2 separate regions of the Homo sapiens genome follow, and region 2 is linked to region 1. Evidence: chromatin contacts called from ENCODE Hi-C or POLR2A ChIA-PET data. All regions are on one chromosome and are shown on one strand. Each heading gives the region's core, a stretch centred on a gene start or an enhancer-like site at or near the end of the contact. The rest is flanking DNA. Distances are from core to core; before and after follow the strand shown.

What was found. Hi-C counts contacts between places; a loop is a spot of excess contacts on that map. ChIA-PET counts read pairs that join two places held with the same protein, here RNA polymerase II (POLR2A). Pooled maps may share reads with other maps.
Region 2: a map of CD4-positive, alpha-beta T cell shows a loop between it and region 1 (2.4-fold over the local background). The contact joins the enhancer-like site here to the promoter of LIAT1 in region 1. A Hi-C loop is called at or near these places in 3 of 168 maps with a recorded cell type or tissue (CD4-positive, alpha-beta T cell, mammary epithelial cell and sigmoid colon) and 5 of 50 pooled maps. POLR2A ChIA-PET finds 5 or more read pairs at or near these places in 7 of 52 experiments (CD4-positive, alpha-beta T cell, Panc1, activated CD4-positive, alpha-beta T cell and 4 more).

The regions. Positions count from the first base shown.
Region 1 is chr17:408,957-411,669 of GRCh38, forward strand. It overlaps LIAT1 (ligand of ATE1), which reads left to right and starts at 1,369. Exons shown (of 2, transcript NM_001013672.5): 1 at 1,369-1,690. The coding sequence starts at 1,387. The region is part of intron 2 of LOC105371430 (a long non-coding RNA gene); the gene reads right to left. RefSeq lists a silencer at 1,421-1,510.
Region 2 is chr17:627,322-630,034 of GRCh38, forward strand. VPS53 (VPS53 subunit of GARP complex) reads right to left here. Exons shown (of 22, transcript NM_001128159.3): 9 at 767-910. Among named protein-coding and RNA genes, the nearest start is that of VPS53, 86 kb to the right of the region's middle. Within about 2 kb of position 1,319, at least 6 of the 41 ENCODE cell types and tissues checked have a DNase peak (open chromatin) inside an H3K27ac peak, as active enhancers do; they include sigmoid colon, where a contact is called at or near this core.

The DNA of each region.
Region 1 (2,713 bases), core at 119-2,618:
GTGAGTCACGTTCACGCCACTGCATTCCAGCCTGGGCAACAGAGGAAGGCTCTGTCTCCCAAAAAAAAAAAAAGAGAGAGAAAGTCTTGCTTTGTTACCCAGGCTGGACAGCAGTGGTGCGATCTCGGCTCACTGCAGGCTCAAGTTCCTCCACAAGTGCCCCTCAGCGCAGCTGGTTAATTTTTTGTAGAGATGGGGTCTCACTACGTTGCCCAGAATGGGCTCAAGCGATCCACCCACCTTGACCTCCCAAAGTGTTGGGACTACGGGTGTCAGCCCTGCACAGAGCCCCACAAGAGTTTAGATCTTGATGTAAATTGTGATGAGGAAGCAATGGAGGACTTTTTGGCTTTTTATGTTTTGTTTTTCATCACTGGAGACTTTTAGCAAGAGAGTGAACGGTTTGGTTGTTTTTAAAAGTTTGTTCTAGCAGCTGTGCGGAAAAAGAGTTCGTGGGGAAGGTTTGAAAGCAGAGACCATTCAGGAGAGGACCCAGAAGTCCCAGTGCCAGACACGGCAGTCGGCCCCAGCCTGGGTAAGGGACAAGGGAGAGGGTAGGGGACACGGAAGCCCACCAGGTTTCCAGCCAGTCCAGCGGTTTTGTTCACTAAAGTGGAAAACCATGAAGAAGTAAGTTTGTTTTGGACACATTGGCTTTGAGAGTCCAGGGTAGATGTACGAGGCTGAAACTCAGGCAATAAAAATTGAGGGGAGAATACACAGCATTTAAAAAGGTACAGGAGGCCGAGCACGGAGGCTCATGCCTGTGATCCCAGCGATCTAGGAGGCCGAGGCGGGAAGATCGATGGAGCCCAGGAGTTCGAGACCAGCCTGAAACCAAAAATCAAAACTCTTAGCCAGGCGTGGGGATGGGAGGCCAAGGCAGGAGGATCGAGGCACGGGACTGGACGAGATGAGTGTCAGCCCAGGGATTTAAAATCTCTCTGCCCACCCTCCCCTTCCTGCGGTCAACTGTCCAGATTCCAACAGACAAAAGCAAGCATGGGCGAACCACCGTGCGCCGCGGTCCCCGACAGAAGCACGCATGCGCACACCTCTGTGTGCGGAGGTTTCCGACAGACGCACGCATGCGCACACTTCTATGCGCGGAGGTCTCCGCAGACAGAAGCACGCATGCGCACATCGCTGTGCCGGTATCGCCAACAGATGGAAGCACGCATGCGCGCACCGCTGCGTACCTAGCACTCCGACAGATGTACGCATGCGCACAACGCTCTGTTCTCGAGATCCCCGACAGAAGCACACATGCGCACACCGCTGTGTGCCAAGGTCGCCAAAAGACGGAAGCACGCATGCGCACACCGCGGTCCGTGGGGCACCGGGCGGAAGCGTCCTGACTGCGCAGGCGCAGCAGGGGTGGTCGCCATGGAGACGCGTGGCCCTGGCCTGGCGGTCCGCGCTGAGAGTCGCCGATTAGTCGGCATCGGGCCTCGGGCGCCCCCGGGGCGGGTTGGGTTGCAGCCCAGCGGGCGGCTGGACCGCCGCGGTGGGGCGGGGACAATGGGGTACAAGGACAACGACGGCGAGGAGGAGGAGCGGGAGGGCGGCGCCGCGGGCCCGCGGGGGTCTAGACTGCCCCCCATCACAGGCGGCGCCTCCGAGCTGGCCAAACGGAAGGTGAAGAAGAAAAAAAGGAAGAAGAAGACCAAGGGGTCTGGCAAGGGGGACGGTAAGAGGAGCAGCTAGCCCGGCTGCGTCAGCTCCGGTTCCCTGGAGACTCTTTGGGGACCCACCCCCCATTTACCCTTCAGACCGGAAACAGAAGCTCAGTGGTCCCGGACCGAGGTCCTCCTGCTCCCCACACATGCCCGTCAGCAGCACGTTGATGCCCCAGCCCCACCCGTGGAGACCATCCACCAACTCTGCGGTCCCTTAGCCCCACACAGAGACCCCTACAGATATCCACCATTCCTAAGAGCCTTCCAGCCCCACACAAAGACACCCTCTCAACTTCCTAATCCCTCAGCCAAAACTGGCAGTCTTAAACGTCTGCGCCTTCCCCACAGAGGCCCTCCTCACAAGACACTTTCCCCACCCCAAACACATTGATGCCACATGAAAGGCCCTCACTCTCATGCACAGAGAAGGGCAGACTCCTGCCTCCCCTCCTCCCACCCTCTTGCGTTAAGGCTGCCTGCCTGTGGATGCGCGGTAGACACCCACACCCACAGACGTGTGTATTAAAGGTCCTCGCTGCATGGGCTCCCCCTCGCACCCACCAAGGGGCAGCCTTGGACTGCACAAACCCCATGACACCAGTCACTGTGACATCCTCCTATAATCCCTGACACCCTCAACCACTCCCCGCTTCATATCAGTGTAACACCCACAGTGAAACTAAAGGGCGGGGGACACCCTCAACCACTCCCCCCACCTTCTATCAATGTAACACCAACAGTGAAACTAAAGGGCGGGACGCAGTGGCTCACACCTGTAATCCGAGCACTTTGGGAGGCCGAGGTGGGAGGATCACTTGAACCCAGGACTTCCAGGCTGCAGTGAGCTATGATCGCACCATTGCACTCCAGCCTGGGCAACAAGCAAGACCCTGTCTCTCAAAAAAACAAACAAGAAAACTAAAGCACAGATCCCCCTCATGCACACACATTCCTAGTCTACACACACAGACTGTTAATACGTTATCCATTCGCGTGTGTAGTCATATGCAGGCAGGAATTGCAGTCTCTCTCAG
Region 2 (2,713 bases), core at 69-2,568, 220 kb after region 1:
GAAGGTGGAGATCAAAAGCCACCCCAGTGGTTAGAAGTAGAAATGGCAGTTCAAGGAAACAAGCAAAAACACAGAGCCAAGCAAAAGGGAACCAACCTCTGTATTTCTCATGGTTTTAAAGAATCTAGGCTACCTTTTTAACTTGATTTTTTACTTAAAAATTCAGAGGTTTTTGGCTGGGCGCAGTGGCTCATGCCTATAATCCCAGCACTTTGGGAGGCCGAGGTCAGCAGATCACCTGAGGTCAGTTCGAGACCAGCCTGACCAACATGGAGAAACCCCGTCCCTACTAAAAAATACAAAAATTAGCCTGGTGTGGTGACAGGCGCCTGTAATCCCAGCTACTTGGGAGGGGGAGGCAGGAGAATTGCTTGAACCCGGGAGGCAAGGTTGCAGTAAACTGAGATCGCACCACTGCGTTCCAGCCTGGGCAACAAGAGCGAAACTCCGTCTCACACACACACACACACACACACAAAATCCAGAGGTTTTTAACCTGGGGTCCATGATTGGCCTTCAGGGGTCTATACATTTCCAGAAACTATATGCAGAATTTTATGCACAGGTGCATGTTTCTGAATTTCTCCAAAGGGTCAGTGACCTCAAAATGGTTAAGAACTATAAACTCAGCCCCTAGGACTCACAGCTCAACAACCAACACTGTCAGACAGTCATGTAATACGAGGTCTAAATTAGTAGGCTTGACAGCACTCATGTTTCAATAAAATTCAAATGTTACATCTGATCTTATTTGGTCAATACTCACATCTTGGTTTTCTTGAAAAAGTACCAGATACTCTGACAGATGCTGTTTAATAAACTTTTTGATGATTTCCTGTTTGATCCTGGGATCTAGAATATTAGCAACCAGACATGCATCTCGTAGAACATTGCTGGGTCCTCCTGGTCTCTAGTAAAACAAACATGTACCAGGTGAAAAGCCAGAAACAACCTTTAAACCTCATGGCTTCTCACAGCCACTACTTGTTATCTCTACGCATTGTCAGTCTTACTCCTGCTCCTTCACACTCATTCTTTCTGCTGTGGCTGGATCTGTCAGTTACCTGCTGCTCCTCGAGGATGGAATCCTTACACTCGTTTTACAGCAAGCGACAGAAAAACTACCCTGTGAATCTGCAATGAGATATTTTGGGAAATGGGCAGTAATGATCACGGGAAATTTGACTTTCTGCAAACCAAAACTGAAAGAGATCTAAAAGTCAGAATGCCACTGGTCTCTGATGTCGCAAGATGCTGCTGAAGAGGCCTAAGAGTGGGAATGCCACCAGCCTCTCTCCTAAGAGTTGGAATGCCACCAGCCTCACTCCACATGTGCCACTCTTCCCTGACTCCAACCTCTGGGATTCCTGTTCTTAAAGTGCTATGTTTTTGCCAAATAGTGTGGTCTCCCTTAACACATAAAACCAGGTTCCAAGCCACGACATGTGTTTCACAATAGTGAACTACCTAGAAAGGCAGCCAAAGAGAAAATGCTGTGATACTGGCCTCCTGACCTGAGCGAACACTGGAAAGATACCAGGCGCTGTACTGACGCATCACGACGGGAAGGTCTTTGTTACCAAAAGCAATTCAATGACCAAAGTTTTGCTGAGACTTTCTTTACAGTACGTCACTGAGTGAACATGACTGGCTAAGTGGACTACAGTAAAAAGAACACTTGGAATCTACTCCTGGCTTGGCTAAAAAGCCATGCATGTAGCTTTGGAGCACTTGCTCACCTCATATGAAAAATAATAGACTTTAGGTGATAAGTAAGGTTCTTCTAAATCTTTATTTTTTGTCAACTCTTTCCAATTCCACCCATCTCAACTGAAGTTCCACGCTTCTAAAGTGTTATATAAGCTGCCTGAGACCTGAGTTTTTAAAATGTTGACTTACTCCATGCTGAGTGGTTTTTATGTCATCTGCTGAACACCCTAACTTCTCAATTCTCACTTCAGGATGAAAGTGACCTGATAGAGAAGTCATAGATGCCAAAACCTATGGGTTCACGGGTTCAGATTTTTTCATTTACAAAGAGTTTACTAGGTTGTGCCTTGGAAAAATTTTTAAAAATCTTAATTCCCACTTGTGAAATGGAAATAGTAACACAAGGCCTTTAAGAAAAGCCCATAGTCTTTAAAAAGAAAACTAGGCTGGGAGCGGTGGCTCACGCCTGTAATCCCAGCACTTTGGGAGGCCAAGGCAGGCAGATCATGAGGTCAGGAGATCGAGATCCATCATGGCTAACATGGTGAAACCCCATCTCTACTAAAAAAAAATACAAAAAAATTAGCCAGGCGTGGTGGCGGGTGCCTGTAGTCCTAGCTACTCAGGAGGCTGAGGCAAGAGAATGGCATGAACTCGGAAGGTGGAGCTTGCAGTGAGCCGAGATCGCACCACGACACTCCAGCCTGGGCAACGGAGCAAGACTCCATCTCAAAAAAAAGAAAAGAAAAGAAAACTAAAAACAAAACAAAAAAAAAACCACACACACACACACACACACACACACACACACACACGAAGTCACTATGCCAGAGAAAAGGGAGGCATGTTGTTAAAGAGAACCATTTTAATTTCATCTGCCCGGTGGAATCTGGGAAAAAAAATATAAAGCAGGCCTCTTCTAAACAATAAAGATGGGCTTCATCCACATCTTCCTGAAACTTCTAGAAACTGAAATGAGTGGCTGGGCATGGTGGCTCATGCC